Linked DNA regions of Homo sapiens: regions 1 and 3 are each linked to region 2. A link is a loop called in an ENCODE intact Hi-C map of the cell type or tissue named here. Cell type or tissue: PC-3. All regions are shown on one strand.

Region 1 (8,000 bases), 140 kb before region 2:
TGAAGCAGCAGGAACTCACCATCATGTAAATGTTCTAGATGTACCCAAACCAAGTCCAAGGTTCCCAATGGCCTTGTTTCAATGCTTAAGAATGGTTGTTTTCATAAATATTATGCATGTGTGTATATCACAAAGAAAAATGATTGGTGTGCTCTACCTTTTCAATTTTAATTTGTGCTTTACTAGTTAACTATATTTCTCTCAAAAAATCAGCATGAAACATGCCAAATTTTCTAAAAATACTTTTGAGAATACAGTGATAGGCCAGGCACAGTGGCTCATGCCTGCAATGCCAGCACTTTGGGAGGCGAAGGCGAGTGGATCACCTGAGGTCGGGAGTTCGAGACCAGCCTGGCCAAGCAACATGGTGAAACCCCGTCTGTACTAAAAATACAAAAATTAGCCAGGTGTGGTGGTGGGCACCTGTAATCCCAGCTACTCGGGAGGCTGAGGCAGGAGAATAACTTGAACCTGGGAGGTGGAGGTTGCAATGAGCCATTACACTCCAGCCTGGGTGACAAGAGCAAAACTCCGTCTCAAAAAAAAAAAAAAAAAAAGAATACAGTGATACATAAATGTGTATATATATATACATCTACATCCATGTGTTTTAAAAGAGCAATGGATATTGTTGATCAATTATACTAACAGAGAAGGTAAAGAATTTGCTAGATTACTTGCTATTCAGTGGGTTTCCCTGGTTGAGCCTAGGAAATTGGGAAATGATCAAGGGAAGATCAATGTTCAGAGATCACTGAGTGAAATGAAAACATGCCATTCAAGCGTTGGTAGATTTCGTTTGGTTTCAATGCATCTTCCTGTTAGCAGGGGCGTACTTCTTTATGTCTCTGTAGGGCTGTGGTGTTAATGTGAGTGGTAGCAATTGAGTTTTGGAAAAATGCCAAAATGGTGTGGCATTCTTCTTCGACTTTTTTTTTTTTTTTTTTTTTCAAACAAGGGTGTCCTTAGCTTTGGGACTGTTTTGAGAATCGGTCGGCCTGCATGGATGACAAGGGAGGACACTGGAAATCTCCTTTGGGGCTTTTGGGTGGGTAGCAATGAAAATACTGAATCTGTTTATCTTTGTGACTTACAGACAACAGGAGACTGGGTCATAGCAGTGCCCCTCCCCTCCCTTTCCCTCCTCTTCCCTCTCCTCTCCCCTCCCCTCCCCTCCCTTCCCCTACCTTTTTTTTTTTTTTTTTTTTGAGACAGGGTCTTTCCCTGTCACCCAGGCTGGAGTGGTGCAGTGGTCTGATTTCAGCCCACTACAGCCTCAGTCTCACCAGCTCAAGCAATCCTTCTGCGTCAGCCTCCCAAGTAGCTGGGACTATAGGCATACACCACCACGCCTGACTAATTTTATTTTTAGTAGAGATGAGTTTTATTTTTTGTAGAGAATTTTATTTTTTATAGAGATGAGTTCTCACTATGTCGCCCAGGCTTGGTCTTGAACTCCTGAGCTCAAGCAATCCTCCCACCTTGGCCTCCCAAAGTGCAGGGAGCTACTGAGCCCAACTTTATTTTCCTTAAACTCCTCCTTTCTGAAAATGCTTCTCTTTTTATTTCATGGGAATATAGAATAGTAAATTCTTTATTAGAAGAATTTAGCTTATATATTAACTAAAAAAGAGTAGAGATAGGACTCTGGAGACCAAGATTCTTCTGTTGATCATTTCCAAAAGGGGCTAAAAACCTTCCCCTAATTTACTTGGTTATTAAAGCAGTTAGTTGGATGTATTGTATCATATTTCTGGCAACCACCACCACCAACAACAAAAAAGACAACAAACATGCAAACAAAAAACTATGTAGTTGTGATGCTCAAGTCAACAAACATTTATTAGCTTATTATTAGCATATTAGTATAGCAATGCTATATAAAGTTTAAATATATGTTAAAAATGAAAATATATTCTTTTCTTGTCATGCCTAGGAAGCTAATTTTTTGCATACTTAAGATAGCAATGTCTACTTTTCACTTTTATAGGGAATGATATGTAAATACAAAACATAAAATTATTCTTTCACTGAAAAACATAATATAATAGTAAATTACCGATGAGGTTAATCTTAAAGAGAGCACAGAGGTGTGGTAATAAAAGGCCACAAAACCAATTTGATGATTATTATGTATATAATCACAAAAAATAATTAGAGTAAGCCAAAGTAGATTTTTTTTTCTTTTGGAGACAGAGTCTTGCTTTTTCCCCCAGGCTGGAGTACCGTTGCATGATCTCGGCTCACCATCACCCCTGCCTCCTGGGTTCAAGAAATTCTCCTGCCTCAACCCCTGGAGTAGCTGGGATTACAGGCACGTGCCAGCACGCTTGGCTAATTTTTGTATTTTTGGTAGAGAAGGAGTTTCACTGTGTTGGCCAGGCTGGTCTCGAACTCTTGGCCTCAAGTGATCTGCTCGCCTTGACATGCCAAAGAATTGGGATTACATTACAGCCACAGCGCCTGGTCAGATTCTTTTAATTAGGAAGACCATTAAAATATTTTCTTAAAAATTTATTGAAAGTTGATTGGGTGTGGTGGCTCACACCTGTAATCCCAGTGCTTTTGGAGGCTGAGACGGGTGGATCACCTGAGGTCAAGAGTTCGAGACCAGCCTGGCCAACATGGCAAAACCCCATCTTTACTAAAACAACAAAATTAGCTGGGCGTGGTGGCACTTTCCTGTAATCCTAGCTGCTTGGGAGGCTGAGGTAGGAGAATCGCTTGAACACAATAGGTGGAGGAGTGAAACTCCAACTCAAAATAATAATAATAAATAAATAAAGCCATGGTAAACTATCATATGGCAATGGCTGTCTTCAGTTAACTGGATATTTGTTTTGTCATTAAATAAACAAGACATTTGTTGAATTATTATATTTGCCAATATTTACTAATATTTAATTTCACCTATGCCACCCTAAAATTTGAGTTTAATTCCCTTGACTGAAATGTGGCTCTCTGAAGTTCTTGAAATTCTTTTGCTGGCACAATCTCAGATCTCTTGGTCTTCAGGCATGTGACTTTGGTCCTACCAGCACCAGGGTCTCTGCCTCTTTATATAACTCAGCTCACACATTCACAGGGGTCTTTCTTGAGCACTGTACTTTCTATAACCTATTAATGCTGATGACTTCCAAGTCCTGGTCCTTGTTCTTTGTCCTTTTCCTCTGCTACCCCTCCTTTGTGGTATTCACGACTAAAATTCACTACCTTCTTAATTAAAATCACTAAAATGTCTTTACTGCCTTGCCCCTCTGAGTGCCTTGTATCTTGTTCTGCAAGATGGTGCTGCTCAGATATTTTACTGGTGACTGAAAGAAAACATCCCTGAAATGAAACCTTATCTCCCATGAGAACCTATTCTAACCACTATCATTGTTTATTGAGTGACTTTGCTAAGGGTATTCAATAACTTGCTGGGTAGAGGTCGAATTTTTAAAGAACGAATACAAACTTGTCAAATTGTTAATGAACCAGCCTCGAAAGATTGCGGTGGGCTTTGTAGGTGATAAAACCTAGGGATAGTGAAGGAAAGATAGCTCCTCTATGGAGCTTGTTCCAAGCTATGTCCTTTCATCAAATGGAAAGAACACAAGATGGGGGTTGGGGGAATCAGATTTACTTTGTTCAAGCTCTGGTTGGACCACTGACCTTATAAAGTTCTCTGAATCTTAGTTTCCTGTTTGTCAAGGCTTTCACTTCCTAACTTTTGTGGTTAACATGAAAATGCCACGAAGTACTAAGCAGTATAAATAGAAGGTAATTATACTACAGTGATCATGTTGGGGATTTGTGGTTACTATAATCACAATGAGAACATACATACCAGGGTTGCAGTTAAGTGTTTATTTGCTTGTTCACTTGTTTATTGCCTTTCTCTCTCCTAAATTGTACATTCCATTAGGGTAATGACCATATTTGTTTTATTAATCATTGTAATCCTGTTATATATTAGTTTCTGACTCTGGGAGGCACTCTGCATGTAAGTATTATTTGGATGGATGGATGGAATATGATTAATAGCTTTAAGAATACTGGCTTTGTGAAGACTAAAGGGCTATCAGAAAATCCACGTGCCATGGCTTATGAACATTAATATTTATAGAATTTCCCAAAGCTTCACTTCAACTCTAAGTTCACTTAGAGATAATTTTGTTTGTTTGTTTGTTTGTTTGTTTTAGAGACAAGGTCTTACTCTGTGGTCCAGGCTAGAGTGCAGTGATGAGACCATAGCTCACTACAGCCTCAAATTCCTGGGCTCAAGGAATTTTCCTGCCTCAGCCTCTGAGTAGCTGGGTCTACAAGGGCATGCCACCACACCTGGGTAATTTTACTGTTTTACAGAGATGGGGTCTTGCTGGGTTGCCCAGGCTGTTCTCAAACTCTTGGCCTCATGTGATCCTCCCTCCTTATCCTCCCAAAGTTCTGGGATTATAGGCATGGGCCACTATGCCCAGCCTATTTTAGAGACAGTTTTAACACATCTGCCTATCTCCTATTTAAGTTATATGAAACTGGAGACTGATAATTAGAAATCTGTAGGGAGGAACCCAAAGGAGGCACTATTAGCTGCAAGCAGTGACAGCCAAACAATCTGAAAGCAAATTAGAACGTAGAAAAACTGCTGAAGAAACTAAAAAGTATGGCAGTCTGGAACCACTTAATACAAATTAAATGCACTGATGTGTTCATAACAATTCTGTGAACTGTGTAATATCACATACATACATGGTGTTATGTAAGGGAAAAGCAGCCTACCTGCTCTGGGTCCTACAGCCATTGTAGTGAAATTGTGTAGGGATGGAGGCTCATGAGGAAATCTCTGAGCCATCAGGAAAATTAAATTATGTTCACTTTCCTTAACAAGGTAGGGAAGTGTGTAGGTCACTTTAGATTTAGATTTAGAAAGAGTTCTCTCAAAATATACAAAATTGAAATATCTTATTTCTGATACTACTAGATAAATGAGATACTATTTTATTCACTAAACCAATGACCTTTAAAGATATATCCAAATCAACCAAACTCTAAAAAGTTAGGAAGTTACACTTGCTATACATTAAAACACCTTTAAGGTCTGCATATGTAGATGCTGAATAAATTAGAACAACAGTACTGTAGTAAAATAATGCGCCATTGTACTTAGTCAAGCTGGTAGGCTCCTTTATTGGCCTAAATTATTAAGATCTTATTTTTACCAGAACACTATATTCCTTTGGTATCTGAGTTATGCCTTAAATAATAAATTAGGTATTTAAGATGTTAATATATTTTGGTGATGCTAGGCATTTGGGTTTCCATTGTCATAGGGAGAATGAGGTTTTATTTTTGTTTTTTTAGTCTGCTATTCACAAGTGGCAAATTTTGAGAGCTTAAAGTTGATTTTAAATTTCATTTGGCCTGGTCATGGCTCACTCCTGTAATCCCAATACTTTGGGAGACCAAAACCAGAGGATGGCTTGAGCTCAGGAATTTGAGACCAGCCTGGGCAATACATTGACTACAAAAAAAATTTTAAAATTAGCTGGGCATGGTGGTTCACACCTGTGGTCCCAGCTACTAGTGGGGCTGAGGTGGGAGGATCAGTTGAGCCCAGGAGATTGAGACTGCAGTGAGCCCTGATCACACCACTGCATTCCAGCCTGGGTGACAGAGCAAGACCCTGTCTTTAAAAAAATTTTCATTTGATTTCAAAAAATATTTATTGACTATCCACTTTGAATTAGGTGGTACTAGAGACAGATAATGAGTAAGACAATATCCCCTCTCTCAGGGAGCAAATAGTTTTGGTATTTTCAAATAGAGAAAAAAGCCTTGTCTGAATCACTAGAACTTTAAAGTCTAGTGATGTTTGGAGAAGGAAATGCCAGCAGCTACTATTAGTTATAGTGAACAAAGAGTAATTTTAAAATATTCAAAATTTAGAGGTGAAATAAATTAATTTAAACTGTATATCACATTAATAGTTAAACATGTTGGAGAAGTAACATTAATCTTTTAGAACATATTTCAGTTCTATTTGCTGGTGGATTTTTTCCTGATTCTTTTGAATTATAATTACTTTTTTTAAAAAGGAAGAAAAAATTCATAGTTCATAATTACTAAACTCTCCTAAGTTAAAAAAAATTAAAGAATCCATGTATAGTTCAGTGGGAAAAAACTCAGATGAAAGTAACTGCAGGAAAGAATTTTTATATATATTTACTTTGTATACTTAATTTTAATTTTCCTGTGTTTTAAATTTTCAAAGTAGGTACATTCAAAGTAGGTGAAACTTTTTTGAAGATCCTTAACAGCAAGCAATTCTAAATCTTATCATGGGTTAGGTTTTCATGTCCTGGGTTATTCTAATCCATGAACTCAACCAAGAACAAAATACAACCATTCAGAATGGAACAAACTGTGTCTGATTAAATGATAATTTCCTAAATTAAAAGAAGTTTTGCTACATCAGATAGTACTTGATATCCACACTACCTACTATCAGATAGAGGAACTCTCACATGTGCCATTCTGGGAGACTTGCCAATGCTGCTGTCATCACTGGTAGCTAGAAAAAGGCATGATTAAAAGATTTGCTTGTAGTGTTGCTCATCATTAGTAATTTGTATATCTGGTGAGTAGACATAAACAGAAGCAGCTCTTTCACTGGTATTTTCATCCTCCTCCATTCTCTCTGATCCCTTCATTTCTCTGGCTCTCCTCAGAGGTGGGCTGGTCTGTTGGAGCTTCTATTTCAGTCTTTGCAGTTGTTATCATGCATTTTTGGATGTTTGATTTAACTACACATCATAAGCCCATCCACCCCTCCACGACCATCTAAGCTAAAACAAACAAAGGCTTATTTCTAGCCTATATCACAATCTTCAATTGTCTCCATCTATAATTTATAATGTAATTTAGGTGTTACAGTGTTTTTCAGTCACAAGGCAGATGGAGTAAAAAAGATGACCACAGTGAGGTCAGGTCAGCTGATAGTGACACACATCATCCTACAGGAGAGTGTTGTGAATAATTGAAGGGGAGAGACTCACAAGAAGGAAAATGGCTTTATTAAACAATGAGAATGGAGAGATTGTGGTGACTTTAGAATGGCAAAAGTACAGAATGACTTTTTTTTTAAAGGCATCCAAATGAAACTGAAAGAAAAGAAAAATTGAGGAAAAAAGAAGAAAAGTTAAATGAACACACTGAAGAAGGAATCCAGCTTACACACAGCTTAGAGGATGAGGAATGAGCTAATGAACCATTCATCGCTACATGTAAAATGCTGTGTGACGCACCAGGGAACTGCTGTTAGTCACAAAAGGGAAATTATGGTACATCTTTCAGGCTCTGAGGGTCCTGCTGGAGCCCATTAGCTGTGTGCCAGTCTCCCTTGCGGGAGGCAGGAGGCAAACCTATTTAGAATCTTTTTTTTTTTTTTTTTTTGGTTTGAGAAATTGGCCCCTGGGACAAGGAATCCCAGTTCCTCCTAGGCACCGTGACGATGGACAAGAAGGCATTGCCTGGCAGTGCAGCACCTTGTGTACTTACTTCCAATGTTGCTTTCTGACAGGAAAGGCAATCGGGGTACTTCTCTGAGTCCATCTAAAATCTAAGTTCATAGGACGACATCTGAATGAAGGTAAATAAGTGTAAATTTAATAACAGTAGATTTGGTAGCTCAGTTTCCTTCCTCAGCGAAATAAGGCAACCAGTATAAGGAGGAGAACTGCTTTCTATATCTTCTTTTTTTAACTTCAGAAATCTCAAGGTCCTTTTCAGAATACTATAGCCCATTGTTTGAAATCATTGTACCTCTATAATCCACATAAATTAAAGTACTAAAGTTAGAAAGAATGGGTTTAGGATTGGACAAATACAGGTTTAATGATGCAGGTCTCTAACACTGGCAGGGGACACCATCTACTTCCAGTATCGTCCTTAGACCTAGGCAACCAGGCCTTATCCTGGTGCACTGCCCCTCCCTGCCTTAGAGGACCCTGCGCCTCCCC
Region 2 (8,000 bases):
GCCCACCTTGGCCTCTCGAAGTGCTTCCATATTGATTCTAATGAGACTTAGGAAAGGACCTTGGACCCTAGAATTCACACTCAACAATCACATATTTATTGGCCATGGGTGAGGAAGGTATGGAAGTGTATGGTGTGATCATATACTTGGCTGAGGGCCTCAGATTTCCCTGTAGATTTGCTTTCACATGGAGCTGGGGTTTGAGCCCAGGGTCATCAGATTCCAGAACCATGCCCTGACTCCTATGCTACATTACCTGCTAAGAAAAGTGAGGATAGGATGCTAATTGATGTATTATACCAGGATATGAGGCTCGATAAAGAGGTTCTTACTATAAACAGCAATACCTATCACTAGTCTAAAATGAATTTTAGCTGATTTAAGCAGAAAAGAAACATTAAAAATATACTAGATGGCTCATAGAATTTCCAGAAAGATTTGGGACTTGGAGGTCATGTATCCAGGAATAATGCCCCATATTACAGGGCAAAACAGACCCAGTGAAGATATTTCTGTGCTGTTGACTATACCGCGGGCCCCTATGACATGGGTCCTGCTTCTTGAGCCCCTGCCCTGGCTGCCTCTGGGATGAAGATCCAGTTATCCATGGTTCACATGCATGCTGCATGCTCCTTGCTTCTTCCCGACATGGCACTGGACATTGATTTCAAGTCTAGGGCAGGTGATTCCAATTGGCAGAACCTAGGTCATGTGTTAGACTAATTGTCAGGGAGACTTAGAATGCAAATATCTGGTATCTTAGTTCCCACAATGGACAAGGGCATTAGATTACCCAGGAGGCCAAAGAGTGACAAATTCCACAACTGTTCTTTTGGTTCTTTCATATTTTTCTTCTCTCTCTCTTCTGTTAAGCAAAATCTACCCACCCTTTAAGGTTCAGTTTATATCCCATTTCATCTGTGGAATTTTCTCTGACTTTGCTAGTCTTTCATTTTATCCCTCCTCTGAGCATTACTTACAGCCAGAATGAGTTGTGAAAATATAATATTCAGAAGTTGACTTCATATCATTAGCCCTGACCCTTATTGTGCCCATAAACTGTTGTAGCTAACATTGTATTTGGTGGCATTTTTGGATAGTTAATAGAGAAATAGCCTACAAGACAGAAATCAGTGAGTATTTATAGCTTCCTCTTTTTCCATCCAACCTGTCCTTCTTGTTATGTCTTTGGTTTTTATGTGATAGTCAATACTGTGTTGTGGCTATTATTTTGTATTTTCTAGTCTCTTTAACAGAAGGAATTCCTGAGGAAGGTAGCAACCATATCTAGTACTTCTTCTGTGATGTTTATAAAATGGTGCAAACAGTACATATTCATTGATTGGTTGAGAATAAGTATGCCTAAAAAATGCAACATTTGGTATATTTGGATCCTTTGATCCAAGTTGGTGTTCACTTGAAGTCAGAATACCTCATTTGTAGAAACAGTAACAAAACTTTCTCCCTTCCTGTAAAATCTTGCTTTCAATAGGATTGACAATGAAACACTTTATTATGGAACTGAAGATCCTCTTAGGAATGTTAGGTTCACAGTCTACATAGTAAAGAACCTTCTTTGAATGTCCACACACAAAGGCTGACTGCATAATCCTTTAATATGCTTTTCACAGACTTAATTCAATGGGAGTCAGGAGGAGGCTTTCGGTACTGAACAGTTTACCTGTCAGATTTGTCTTGGTAAATATACATACCTATTCTAATAACTGCTATCTATCATAAGAATGATTTGGGCCGGGTGTGGTGGCTTATGCCTGTAATCCCAGCACTTTGGGAGGCTGAGGCAGGCACATCACCTGAGGTCAGGAGTTCGAGACCAGCCTGGCTAACATGGTGAAACCCTGTTTCTACTAAAAATGCAAAAAATTAGCCAGGTTTGGTGGCGCGCACATGTAATCCCAGCCTGTAATCCCAGCTACTCGGGAGGCTGAGGCAGGAGAATCGCTTGAACATGGGAGGCGGAGGTTGCAGTGAGCTGAGATCGCACCATTGTACTCCAGCTTGGGAAATAAGAGCAAAACTCTGTCTCAAAAACAAAAAACAACAACAACAAAACCCAATGATTTGAAAGACTAATATCTGATTTTCCCATTAAAATGTATGTAACACATTTTCTATTATGGTTTTCTTTAAAAAAAGTTTTTAAATGATAATTTTTTAAAGCAATCTGAGAAATGTGCATACCCTCTAAAACAAATCTCCCTGTGTGCTACACTTAAATAATTTCCCAGTAGTAGGTTTAGATTTGCTATTACCATTTTTTATTACCTTATTCTAAGCATCTTGCATACTCATTTGTAGATGTGAAGGTATAAATCTGCATCATTTGTGCATTCAAATCTCATAAACCCTTTTCAAAAGAACTGTTTTTTTTCTACTTTTTTTTATTTAAAAATATTTATTAAGCAGATTGGGAGAAATATTTGTAATTCACATATCTGGTGGAGAATGCATGTCCAGACTATACAAAAAAACTTTTAAAACTCCAAGAAAACAAACAACCCCCCCAAAATGAATAAAATATTTGAGTAGACATTTTGCTAAAGAAGTATGGACGGCAAATAGACACACTAAAATGTGCTCAACATCATTAATTTCTAGGGAGATGAAAATTAAAATTACATCTATTAAAATGGCTAAAATACAAAGAAACTGATTATGTTACGTGTTGGTGAGGATGTAGAGAAACTAGAATTCATAGATAGCTGCTGGGAATGTGAAAGGAAATATAGCCTCTGGCAAACAGTTAAGCAGGTTCTTATGAAGTTAAACCTGTACTTACTATGACCCAGTAATCCTATTCTAGTTATTTATCCAAATTAAATAAAAATGTGTATTCACATAAAAAGCTGAATGTGATTATTTATAGCTACTTTATTCACTATCTCCTCAAGCTGGAAACAACTCAAATGTCTCTCAACTGGGAATGGGTATAATTACTGTGGCAGATTTATAAATGGAATACTTCTTAGCAATAAAAAGGAATGAACTACTGCTACAGTAATAACAGTAATAATTTGGATGGATCTCAAATGCATTATATTAAGTGACAGGAGCCATACTCTAAAGACTGCAGACTGAATGCTTTCATATATATATAACATGCAGGACCATAGGAACAGAAAACAGGGATGCCAGGGACTGGGGCTGAGGGGAAGGGGTTAGCTGCAATAGGATGGGATATGTTTTGGGGTAATGGAACTTGTCTATATCTTGATTGTGGTGGTGGTGGTTACATGACTGCATGTATTTATCAAATTTCACGGAACTGTACATGAAAAAGGGAGAATTTGACATATGTAAATCATACTTTAGTACAAAAGACATTACTAATTAAGTTTATTTTAGGCCTGAACTAACTGGTAAGCCCTGAGAATACAGAGATCAATAAGAAGGTCAATCTAGCTGAAGAAGTAAATGTGAAGGGACATAGGCAAATATAATACAAGTCAGCCCATGGTATTTTATAATAGAGATGTAATACAGTACTAGGGTAGCCTAAAGAAGGTTGCAGTAAGTGGAGCACAGTGGCTTGCACCTGTAATCCCAGCACTTTGGGAGGCCAAGGCAGGCAGATTGCTTGAGCCCAGGAGTTCAAGACCAGCCAGGACAACATGGTAAAACTCCATCTTTACTAAAACTACAAAAATTAGCTGGGCATGGTGGCACACACCTGTAATCCCAGCTACCCAGGAGGCCAAGGTGGAAGGATCACTTGAGCCCAGGAGGTCAAGGCTGCAGTGAGCTATGATCGTGCCACTGCATTCCAGCCTGGGTGACAAAGCAAGAGCCTGTCTCAAAAACAAAAAATATTGCTTTAAACTCTAATATTGTCTGTATGTGTGTGCTCATGTTCTGGGGGCAGGTGGGTGGGGGGCAGGTGTGTAACAGAGCCTCACAAGGAAGTGACATTCAATGAATGGAAAATAATTCCTCTGTAAGTTAGGTTGAGTGAGGAACAGAGAACAGGCACATCCAAATCACAGTCACTAATGTGAATAGAGTAAATGAGTTCTCAAAAAAAGAAAAAGAAAAAAGAAAGAAAAAGGCGAGCATGAGTTTTTATTTTTATTTATTTATTTACTTTTTATTATTTTTTTTTGAGACCGAGTCTCACTCTGTTGCCCAGGCTGGAGTGCAATGGCGTGATCTCAGCTCACTGCAACTTCCGTCTCTGGGGTTCAAGCAATTCTCTTGCCTCAGACTCCCAAGTAACTGGGATTACAAGCACATGTTGCCACGTCCAGCTAATTTTTTTGTATTTTAATAGAGATGGGGGTTTCACAGTGTTGCTCAGGCTGATCTCAAACTCCTGAGCTCAGGCAATCCACCCGCCTGGGCCTCTCAAAGTGCTAGGATTACAGGCGTGAGTCACCGTGCCCAGCCTGTGAGTTTTTAATAAACCAGTTAAAATTTGTTTATCCAAAGGAGAAGAAATACAAACAATACTGGACACATGCAAGATGTGTTTTTTCTTAGCGGCAGCTGCTAACCATCCTGGCTTCCTGGCAGGGAGCAGGTTATCATCTATCCTGTGACTACGAGGGCACACCCTGCGTTAGCCCTGAGGCAAAGAGATAATAATAGCATGCTAGACTGGCAGCCTACACTCTGGAAGGGTTTATGAGGAGGAAGTCCGCAATTACATATTTCTGGGCAAACATTAACCAAGATTGAAACCCAGATTTGAAGAAAAATAGCAGGCTGGAATCTTCAGACAGATTCTGTAGCTGTTCTGTGGATTGAAACAGTAGTCAGACACGCTGCTAACTCCAAAAGGTAAGGTAAAAGATTGAGATGGCAGTATATAAAACTTGGTAAGAAAACTTTTCCACACCTGCCCACAGAATGTGTTCTGTAACACACAGAGCATTGTCCACATATGAATGATGAGAAATTATTTACATTCATGACAACAGAACCGAAGCCACAACATAGGGTCTATTGTTCACCTCATAGGGGTGACCGAATCTATTTATCCATGTGGTTTGGGAGCTCACCACTGTGCATTGAAGGGCCTCCTGTTGGCAACATCACCAAGAGCATTTCAGTCACTGTTACTACAATCTGAACAATTTGGGTTCCACGCTGTGGTTTTGTAATTTCTATTTTTAAAACTTGAACCATGGTGTGTCCAGTCTTGGTTGGGCATACTTAAAATGAAACTGTTAAGCTAAAATTAGCTTGACATCAAGACGTTGCATGTTCATTTTCCTTATATTTATAGCTGACCACAGTCATTATACAGAAGCCATCTAGTCTTTACTGTGCACTCTAGGGAACAGGAGGGGCAGTGGGAGTAACCAAAAAAAGAACTACAAGTTTTTCCAAAGGCGGTTGGTCGTAACTACTGCCTGAGCAGAGCGGTGCCTGCGTCTTAGTGAGGTCAGCCCAAGTGGGACTGACCTCACTAAGATGAGGACTTTCCTTTGAACAGCTGTTTACTCTTCAGTTCTTCTGCAGTTAATCAACAGTGATGGGACCTTTTCTAAAAGTTTTGCTTAGGGCCTCAGAATTTAACTTAAATCACCACGAAGGAAGTATATACAACAAAGCTTCCTCTTAGTATTTCTTCACCAAGTAATTATCTACTGACATATCCAACAGGTGAAGATAAATGGACTCATCATGGTGTAAAAAAGAATTTTTGACTAAGAGTCAGAAGATCTTAGTTTTAGTTCAGTTTTTCTTCCGTTGGGTGTGTGGTTTGGGCCTCAATTTCATCCAATAAAATTCAAAGGGTTGAACTAAGATCCTTCCAGTTCAAAATTCTGATATTTCTCAACTTCTCGGAAGGAAGAAAGATAAATTGCATAATTCTAATCATATGTCAAATGAAACAGCAACTACAGAGGAAAGAAGACCCATATAATCAATATTTTAATTTTTTTTAAAATTCCAGAATATCATGTGGAAAATCGTCATGCTCTAGGGATAATATTTCTTGTGAGATACTATACATTATCCTTGACCTTGTCTAGCATTTTACTTTGAAATGATAAACAATATATTTTTGGCTGTTTCATGTTATTTCAGTTTCACTATCATTCATTTGACTGGGATATGTTAGTTAAGGCAGAGGTGCAAACCTTTTTGATAATAAGCTGTGCTATATATCATATTTCTTCTTTGAGTTTACTGGCTCAACTTTCCAAGTAACAGCCTTCAGGTATGTCACTGAGGGATGCTTTATGGGTTATGTCAAATACCCCAACTAAAATGACAACGAGAGATTGCTTACAATCCCTGCTGTTGACTTCTGAATGCATTGTTAGAGTCTTTACCACATCTTTCTCTGATTATTCATTTTTTTGTGTTTACTAAAGAAGAAGAATCAATGGTAGTAGATGCCCCAGTTATCTTGTGAATAATTGCAGACACGGAGAAATGGCAAATAAGAAAGAAATCAGGGCCTCAGTCACAGGGGAGGGTTGATAATGAGATTGGTGGATTTATAAGACGACAGCAGATTCTGAAGAATATTTGTTACACGTGAAAACTTTGTGACAATTACCACTTAATGACTCCTTAGGGATCTTCTAAATGAGGAGCTGTCAAACTTTTCCTGTAATGGAACAGATAGTAAATATGTTATGTTTTGTGAGTCATGTGGTTTTATCCCAACTACCCAACTCTGCATTTTTTTTTTTGTTTTTTTTTTTTGTTTTTTTTTTTTTGTTTTTTGAGACGGAGTCTCACACTGTCGCCCAGGCTGAAGTGCAGTGGCGTGATCTCGGCTCACTGCAACCTCTGTCTCCTGCGCTCAATTGATTCTCCTGCCTCAGCCTCCCAAGTAGCTGGGATTACAGGCGCCTGCCACCACACCCAGCTAATTCTTAGTATTTTTAGTAGAGATGGGGTTTCACTATGTTGGCCAGGCAGGTCTCAAACTCCTGACCTCATGATTCGCCCACCTCAGCCTCCCAAAGTGTTGGGATTACAGGTGTGAGCCACTGCGCCTGGCCTCAACTCTGCTTTTATAGCATGAAAGCACTCATAAGCGACATGCAAATGAATGGATATGCTGTGTTCAATGAAACTTTATTTACTAGAACAGGCAGTGGGTCAGATTTGGCCTGTTGGGCCTTAGTTTGTTGAACCCTGGTCTATTTTGATCATCCACATCATCTTCATCATTATTATTATTATTATTATTTTTTGAGATGGAGTCTTGCTCTGTCACCCAGGCTGGAGTGCAGTGGTGTGATCTCAGCTCACTGCAACCTCTGCCTCCTGGGTTTAAGCAATTCTCTTGCCTCAGCCTCCCAAGTAGCTGGGACTACAGGTGCATGCCACCATGCCCAGGTAAGTTTTGTACTTTTAGTAGAGACGGGGTTTTACCATATTGGCCAGGCTGGTCTCGAACTCCTGACCTCATGATCTGCCCACCTCACCCTCCCAAAGTGTTGGGATTACAGGTGTGAGCCACTGTGCCCGGCCCATCCACATCATTATTAACATCAATAAGAAATATTTATTGGACCCCTGTGATCTTTGGTGGAGTTGGGATCAGTGTTAATGTTAAGAAGACAAGGATGTGAACTTGACACCTGTGGGCCACAAATCAGCGTCAACTTTACCTATCAAATAAAGAGCAGTTTTTAAAAGAGAAAACCAGTACTATATAGTATGATGCTCAAGACAGATTCTCTTATTCTTCAGGTGTACTCTTCAGTTGTAACCCAAATTTTTAAGTGTTCACAGGTATATGTTTCTTTTTAATTATCACATGCCTTTTCTTATTTTCCACTCTACGACAGACAAATTTCTGAAATTAAAATCAAACTCCTCTATTTAAACTCTCTTTTGGGAGTATCTTGTTGGTCCTATAGAATGCTTTAGAAATCCCAAGATGTTGAGTGACATCTACATTCTAAGTGACATTCTAAGCTAAGCCATGGCTTTTCTTATGGTTTATGTGTGTTTGAGTAAGCAAATATTGGTGAAAATGAGGGTATAGATATAACTTCTTTCTTTAGTAT
Region 3 (8,000 bases), 170 kb before region 2:
AGCACTTTGGGAGGCCGAGGTGGGCGGATCACGAGGTCAGGAAATCGAGACCATCCTGGCTAACACAGTGAAACCCCCTCCCAACTAAAAATTAAAAAATTAGCCAGGCGTGGTGGCGGGCGCCTGTAGTCCCAGCTGAGGCAGGCGAATGGCATGAACCCAGGAGGCGGAGCTTGGAGTGAGCCGAGATCTCGCCACTGCACTCCAGCCTGGGCGACAGAGCGAGATTCTGCCTCAAAAAAAAAAAAAAGAAAAGAAAAAAAATGTTTGCAACATAAAGAGTCTTGGTTTTCCTTATTCCCTGTATTTTTCTCTGCCTGCTGGTGGTGGTGATGATGATAGAGAAAGGAAGGAAGGTGATTGGGCAATATGTAATCCCTGTAATCCCAGCGCTTTGGGAGGCCGAGGCGGGCGGATCACCTGAGGTCAGGAGTTCGAGACCAGCCTGGCTAACACGGTGAAACCCCGTCTCTACTAAAAATATAAAAAATTAGCTGGGTGTAGTGGCGGGCGCCTGTAGTCCCAGCTACTCGGGAGGCTGAAGCAGGAGAATGACGTTAAGCCGGGAGGCGGAGCTTGCAGTGAGCCGAGATCATGCCACTGCACTCCAGCCTGGGCCACAGAGCGAGACTCCGTCTCAAAACAACAACAACAACAACAAAGCCAGGCGTGGTGGCTCACACCTGTAATCCCAGCTACTTGGGAGGCTGAGGCAGGAGAATCGCTTGAACCTGTGAGGTGGAGGTTGCAGTGAGTCGAGATCACGCCATTGCACTCCAGCTTGCGCAGCAAGAACAAAACTCCGTCTCAAAATAATAATAATAAAATAAAGTAAATTGAACCCGAGAAAGGTGAAATGACATGCTCAAGGATAAGCATCTAGTAGGAAATAGAACCAACTGAATGAGAAAAAGACATGAACAATACTTTTAAAGGCCTGTACTGTTTTCATTATGTGGACCTTGTTTGTACTTGAAGTTTGGGAGTTTAATTTACAATTCCTGAAGAGAATATAGCATAAAGATAGGCAGATCCAATAAAACCTGAATTCTTACAGAAGCAACACAGAAGAAGGGCAAAATAGTTTGGGTTTGGAATTGGTCATTTTTTTTCTTTATTTTGAGACAGAGTTTTGCTCTTGTTGCCCAGGCTGGAGTGCAATGGCGCGATCTCGGCTCACCGCAACCTCCACCTCCCGGGTTGAAGCGATTCTCCTTCCTCAGCCTTCCCAAGTAGCTGGGATTATAGGAATGCGCCACCAAGCCTGGCTAATTTTGTATTTTTAGTAGAGATGGGGTTTCTCCGTGTGGGTCAGGCTGGTCTCAAACTCCTGACCTCACGTGATCCGCCCACTTCGGCCTCCCAAAGTGCTGGGATTACAGGTGTGAGCACCGCGCCCGGCTATTTTTTTTTTTCTTTTAATTTGAAATACTTGTAAATAATAGTATTGGAATTTAAATTTTTTTCTATTTTATAGGTGGTATATACGAGGCACATGTAGAGACTTGGGAAAAAAAATTTTTTAAGGTGATCTTTATAAAATAGCAAAACTTGAATTTGAGGAACCTGGCATTGCTTGATTTCCAAAGTTTGGTAAAAAAAAAAAGTCAAGTGTGAGAGTCCAAAATTACTTCACACTCTATGTAAATAATGGGATATGGTACCCTGTGGTCCCTTAATTTCTTAAATAAAAATTTTAATGAGGGAGAAAGGATCTCTTAATCCTTAGGGAAAATATGCTTTGTGTGGATTGTAAAATCTGGCAAATTTTGGAAAGAAGAAAAGCAGGCAGTACTCTTGGAAAAAAATAGTCTGCTTGAACTTGCCTTTTTTGAAAAAAAACAAAACCCAACATTCTTTCATAAAGCATTTTTTTAAAAGTATTTGCCCTTGAGCATTTTTTTCTACTTACCCATACTTATCTTTCAAAACAAACATTTATTTCTTTCTACTATAGAGTGTGAGGAAGTTCCTTTGAGGTTATGCCCTACAAACATATCCAAGCAGTAACTGTCACCTCCTTCCTATGGCACAACAAATGACTAAGTCAACCGCAGGCAGCGGGGAGCATAGAGCGGCGATTTCGTGATGGGGGCTGTTCAGATGTTACCTATGGGATCCGTTCTCAAGGGGAAAAAACACACAACTATACTTTTGTGTGCAAATAAAATTTTGGGTCCTTTTGACCCAATGGAAAATGTGTGTCTACTGGTGGCTGCCTACTTGGAATATGATGATTTACACTTGGAAACATTTGTGTCATTTATCATATGATGTTACTGGTCTACAGCATGACTGCATAACAAATAACCATATTAAAAATTAATCTTTTCCAGTTCATCAGACTGTATGTCTTTTTGACACCCCAAGTCTTGTCTTTGCCTCTTGCCCTGCCGTCTTTTCCTGCAGTCACTCTTTACATTAAGTCTAGGATTAAGTTAAAACTCATGCACTGCGTATTTGTGGCTGCGCTTTCAGACTCCTACCCTGCCCTTTCACCCTTCTTTCCTACTTTTCTGAAACATAAATCTTCTATCCAGTGGAATTGGTTCGCTCTCTGTCCCTGCAACACACCTTCAACTCCAGACCTGAGACACTGTCTTTGCCTTTTCAATCCTATTCTTTGCAACAAGGTTTAAATCCTACTTTTCTGACTGGATCATGGCAAAATAATCTCTCTCAGAAATTCTTTAGTAACAACATTCTGTAAACTGATCATTACTTTTAATGTTGAGTTTTTAGTGTTTATGTCTTGTCTCCCTTCCATATTATAATTCTTTCAGACTGGGTTTATGTTGTAGATTTACCTGTACTCCTAAGGTGCTTTGCCCATAGTAGGCACTCAATAAATATTCATTGATATTTTTCCCTGCATTTTACAATCGAGTCATAAAAGCCCATATTTGGCTTCTGTTTTTCTGGCCAGAGGGCCATTCACTGCATTAATAAAATATATATTCTGACATGATGTGTCTCCTGCCTAAAGTCATTTTTGTCTAGCAAATACTAGTAAATAGAATTCTAAAAAAGATATGTAATTATCTGCTGCAGAGAATTTCAGTAATATCATTGATCATGTTAAGGTTTCCAGGGGAGACTAATTTTAAGAATTGTGGCAGTAAAACCTCTGGCACTAGAGGAGACAGATGTTCAAGGCTGTGGAATTGGCTCACCTCTCACGGGATATAATAATGCATCCTTTCTATAACATCCCAAATAGATAGGCCTGACATGGAAATGCCTGGAATCAACTCCTCCTTCATTTTACTAATGTATTTTTAGTTATTGATAATGCAAACCACTTGGTCTTCTCTGTTAAGCGTCCAAAGTATCCTTAAGAGTAATTAAAAAAGTAAAAAAAAAAAAAATGCCAGGGCCCTTCCCAGCTTCTTAGATGCTAATGCTCTTTCTCCTGGATACTAAACTATTGTTTACTCTTCTTGCTGAACTTGGCATAGGCATGAAACCCCTCAAAACATTCTTTTTTTTCATATGTACTATGGCTGTAAATACTTTTGAATGGTCTTGGGGATAGATCTATAATATTATGGAATCTATCACTCAAAGCACTATTATTAGTAAATACAGTAATATCTCAGATTGTATATTGCACACATTTTCTGTAAGTACCTAGGTTATAACATATTGGGCTTTTGACATACTTACGAGTGAAAGAGGGGCCAAGTTATTAGCCTAGTTTTGCAGATAAAATCTAACACAGGGAGGATTATGATTTTCACATTTATTGATAAAGTTAGGACTAGAACCTAAACTCCCTGATTCTGTTAGTTCATTCTGCTCTCACTATGTAAGATCAAGCAGATGGGCCAAACCAGCTGAAGCATCAGGGTTTGGCTCATGACTTTTGCTGTGATGGAATATCCAGTTGAAAAAAACAATCCTTATTTTCATACTTGAATGTTATAGGAAGCTCATTTTAAATTGCTCTGTTCCATATGAAAGATAATCTGGCCAATTTCTTAACTGTATTCAACTCCTATGCTTTAGAAACAACGTTGTTGTGTTTACAGGGAATGTTTAAAGCCCAAATACACAAAAGTAAATTTAAATCCCCTTACATTTTTATTATTTCAGTACTCTAGTTTATTATAACTCAGCTATCTATAGTGAACAGTTGACCTCTTATTATCTCCTCCAACCCCATCCCTGCTGACATCATTAAACAGGAAGGATTCTAATTATGTAGTCTCATTTTGGAGAAAATTGGGAAGACTACGTAGAAATCTAAACGATGTGTGTTACTCTCAGAGCTAGGAAACTAGAGCCAGGTCTCATGGCACTCTAATTAAAAACTTTTATTTCTGCAGATTTATTCTGTGGTCCTTACTGAACAGATCTGCCTTGGGTTTCTGCTGGTGAGTTTTTCAGCAGGAATGCAGGCTTTGTTTCTTTGAATAGTTGAGTGCAGATTAGTGGTATGCCAATTTCCTGTGGCCTTTCAGAGCTGCAATTTGAGCCCTGTTTGCTCCTGGCCCTTGCACAATTGAAAACAATGGGTGACTTCTTTTAGGTTTCACTTCAGGGCTCTTAGAAACAGGGGAAGTGGCTAAAGCCCTACTTTACAGGTAATTAACAATAGATAATGTTTGCTCTGCATTTTTTAGAGCCGATAAAAGGTAGAAGAACATATTCAGCTCCTGATTTAGACACTGTGCAGTGGTTTTATGGATACAATAGCTGTCTTAGCATTAGCAAGGTGGCATGGAGTATCATATATATCTGACAGCACAAAAGTTTTAAAAAGCAGAAGAAAAAAGAGTATTATTAAAACACTGAAGAGTAACCAAGAAAGCACTCCCTGGAAGATGCTAGAGAAACAGCGTCATTTTAAGCCATGCATTTTGACTCAGGCTGTAAATCTATATGTTTTATGAGGTGAACAATTTTCATAACTTGTTGACATTTATTCAAGGTCTTTTTGTGTTTTACACATAATTCAACTCTAGAATTCTCCTGTTTGTTAAAATAGCTTCAGCTTAAAAAGGCTTTATTTCCCATTACATTTAATCATTAGCCACAAATATTCTTATGAAATGGTTTTAGGGACTGGGCACTGTGGTTCATGCCTGTAATCCCAGCACTTTGGGAGGCCAAGGCGGGTGGATCACCTGAGGTCTGGAGTTCGAGACCAGCCTGGCCAACATGGTGAAACCCCATCTCTACTAAAAATACAAAAATTAGCTGGGCGTGGTGGCGGGCACCTGTAATCCCAGCTACTTGGGAGGTTGAGACAGGAGAATCTCTTGAGCCAGCGGGGCAGAGGTTGCAGTGAGCCGAGATCACGCCATTGCACTCCAGCCTGGCAACAAAAGTGCCTGGGCAACAAGAGTGAAACTCCAACTCAAATTAAAAAAAAAAAGATTTCAGGTGCTTAACGTGTAGAAAACAATGTTTTATTGCCCTTTTATTGTGTCTTGGGTAGTGATAGGGTGTTTACCTTAATACTTGGAATAAATATTTTTAGACCACTCTTCTCTGTGAAACATATTGTGTCCACCTGTGACAAGGTAGGTGTGTAGGAGTACTGATTGATTGATTCATTAAATCCTCAACAGTTACCAAGCACCTACTCTGCCCCACATCCTGGCCCCAGCACTAGAGGTGGAAGGATGATGGAGACCTTGTCCTTAAGGAGATTATGGCAATCGCTTTCCCACATTCTTTGGAAAAAATGAGTAATCTCAATTTTAATACATCTACAATTGAAATGTGTAGGCAGCACTCTTGATAAAAACGTTAAGGACTAGGCTGGGCGCAGTGGCTCACGCCACTGCACTTTGGGAAGCCGAGGCAGGCGGATCACAAGGCCAAGAGATTGAGACCATCCTGGCCAACATGGTGAAATCCCATCTCTACTAAAGATGGGTGTGGTGGCGCGTGCCTGTAGTCCCAGCTACTTGGGAGGCTGAGGCGGGAGAATCCCTTGAACCCTGGAGGTGGAGGTTGCAGTGAACCTTGATCGTGCCACTGCTCTCCAGCCTGGCGACAGAGCGAGACTCCGTCAAAAAAAAAAAAAAGGAAAGACTAGGTCATATCTGATACCCCAAGTAACTTATTTTTAGAGTGAACAAAGTCTAAACCAGAAGTTAGTGGCTTTTTGTTCCAAGCCACTTCTAACTAGCAACGTGAAATGTCACCTTACTCATCTGCTTTTGAGTAATGATGAACAGAGAGAAGTTGCTTTAGTAGGGAATTTATATGTCGTTTAAAACCAGAGCAGCTTTTTCTAAGTGTGTTTAGACACCCTTGAGAACAGTGTTTTAAGTACAGAGGTGTACAAAGGTGAAGGACCCCTACATCAATTAATTAGTCAGTCCAGACTTGCTGAGCACCTGGGACGCGTTCAGTGCTGTGCCAGTGGTGTGGATTTAGGAAAAAAGTATAAGCTCTTGATCTCCACTAAGAGCTGGATCAGGAGGCTGACCTGGCAGCCGGAAATGGGAAAGCATTTAAATCCTCTTATCTGCTGATAAAAGTAACATGTTTATTGTAACATTGTTTTTGAAAATGCAGATGAGTATAATGAATTAAAAATGACACATAATCCTGCTACCCATTTCTTAGTTACAAATGGGCTTTAACAATCATTTGGATACATTATTTACCTGTCTCCTAGTGTCTTGAACTTTCTTTTCCATTTTTTTTTTTTTCTGTCTGAGATGGAGCCTCACTCTGTTGCTCAGGCGGGACTGCAGTGGTGCGATCTCAGCTCACTGTAGCCTCTGCCTCCCAGGTTCAAGCAATTCTTCTGCCTCAACCTCCTGAGTAGCTAGAATTACAGGCGTGCGCCACCACGCCCGGCTAATTTTTATATTTTTGGTAGAGACGGGGTTTCACCATGTTGGCCAGGCTGGTCTCAGACTCCTGACCTCGTGATCCTTCTGCCTTGGCCTCCCAAAGTGCTGGGATTACAGGTGTGAGCCACCGCGCCCAGCCATGTCTTGTATTTTCTAAAATAAAAATTTAGGGGAACACTCCTCTACTTTTATTTTTTATGATCTTCTAAAACTCATTGAATCTTTAGAATTGAGGATTTTAGTAATCTTTCAGGAAACAGTCACTCTGAAGACCAAAATTTGTGTTTTGTTTCATTTACTTCCCACCTTTCTATCTTCTTAATAAAGTGAAGTTGTTTTCAGAGAGTTGAAAAAGAGAAAAACTCAACTCGTCCATTTAAGCTTTCTAGTACTTATCTAGCTAAGCACATTTATTGCAGGAAAACTAACACTGATGATAAGCAAAAGAGCACTAAGGAAGTTTGGATTGCCAGTGAAAATGTAGAAATTCAGTGGCAAGAATATATGTTTTCTATTTAAAAGAAACTATTACTATCTAATATTGCCAACAATTACGACAAAATAACCTCGTAAAGAAAAACTTTAAAAAAAGTGAACCTTGTTTTGCTGTGAGAGTCAAGCAGCTGTTCCATCCCTCCCAGCGCCCCACTAGCCTACCACTTTTTATGTTAACCACATTAATCATGATAATAATTTCCCTTAAGAAACTTTGCCTCTGAACACTAATGCTCATCATTTTACCCAGTGACTGGGTTGGAATTACGTAACCAACTTTATTATCACTGTCATTAAAATCAGCATATATCTCATTCTGGTTGTACAGGAAGCGATTGCTTAAAGTATCCATTTAAAATATGACTTAATGTTTAGATAGTGAACTTATATGTTTATCATGTCAAAGCCTCAGAGAAGTATTCTGTTCTCCTTAAGTGCTCTAAATGGCTGCTCAGTTACATACAGTTGTGATTGGCTATGCGTATATCCACATAGTTATTGATATTAAAAAATATGAAAATGATATCAGTAGAATGCTCAAGTTCTATTATTCTCTTGTTCCATGCATTAAACGAACTTTTTAGTTGTAAGTAGTGTCTTCAGTGCACATCATTCTCGTACTAGAACGATGACATCTTTCATCTTTTCCGATGAAAGAACTCATTTGCTAAAACAACTGATGTACTT

The links. Hi-C counts contacts between places; a loop is a spot of excess contacts. Peaks named below come from ENCODE experiments on the same cell type or tissue, not always from the same donor. Only the 100,000 strongest peaks of a DNase experiment are listed, where the experiment ranks them.
Region 1: a loop joins it to region 2, with 15 times the contacts of the local background. A loop is called at or near these places in 2 of 110 quality-filtered maps.
Region 3: it touches region 2 in a loop (7-fold over the local background); 3 of 110 quality-filtered maps call a loop at or near these places.

What each region holds. Positions count from the first base shown.
Region 1 is chr4:123,446,220-123,454,219 of GRCh38, forward strand. No RefSeq gene overlaps it. Among named protein-coding and RNA genes, the nearest start is that of SPRY1, 53 kb to the left of the region's middle. In PC-3, no CTCF peak of the experiment used is centred here; DNase peaks (open chromatin) are centred at 3,762 and 6,532; H3K4me3 peaks cover 766 bases; H3K27ac peaks cover 3,175 bases.
Region 2 is chr4:123,583,739-123,591,738 of GRCh38, forward strand. No RefSeq gene overlaps it. Among named protein-coding and RNA genes, the nearest start is that of LINC01091, 62 kb to the right of the region's middle. RefSeq lists enhancers at 1,305-1,822, 5,094-5,143. In PC-3, no CTCF peak of the experiment used is centred here; DNase peaks (open chromatin) are centred at 4,563 and 4,963; H3K4me3 peaks cover 1,126 bases; H3K27ac peaks cover 2,592 bases.
Region 3 is chr4:123,414,170-123,422,169 of GRCh38, forward strand. No RefSeq gene overlaps it. Among named protein-coding and RNA genes, the nearest start is that of SPRY1, 21 kb to the left of the region's middle. RefSeq lists an enhancer at 4,138-4,695. In PC-3, no CTCF peak of the experiment used is centred here; DNase peaks (open chromatin) are centred at 2,022, 4,472 and 7,602; H3K4me3 peaks cover 612 bases; H3K27ac peaks cover 5,878 bases.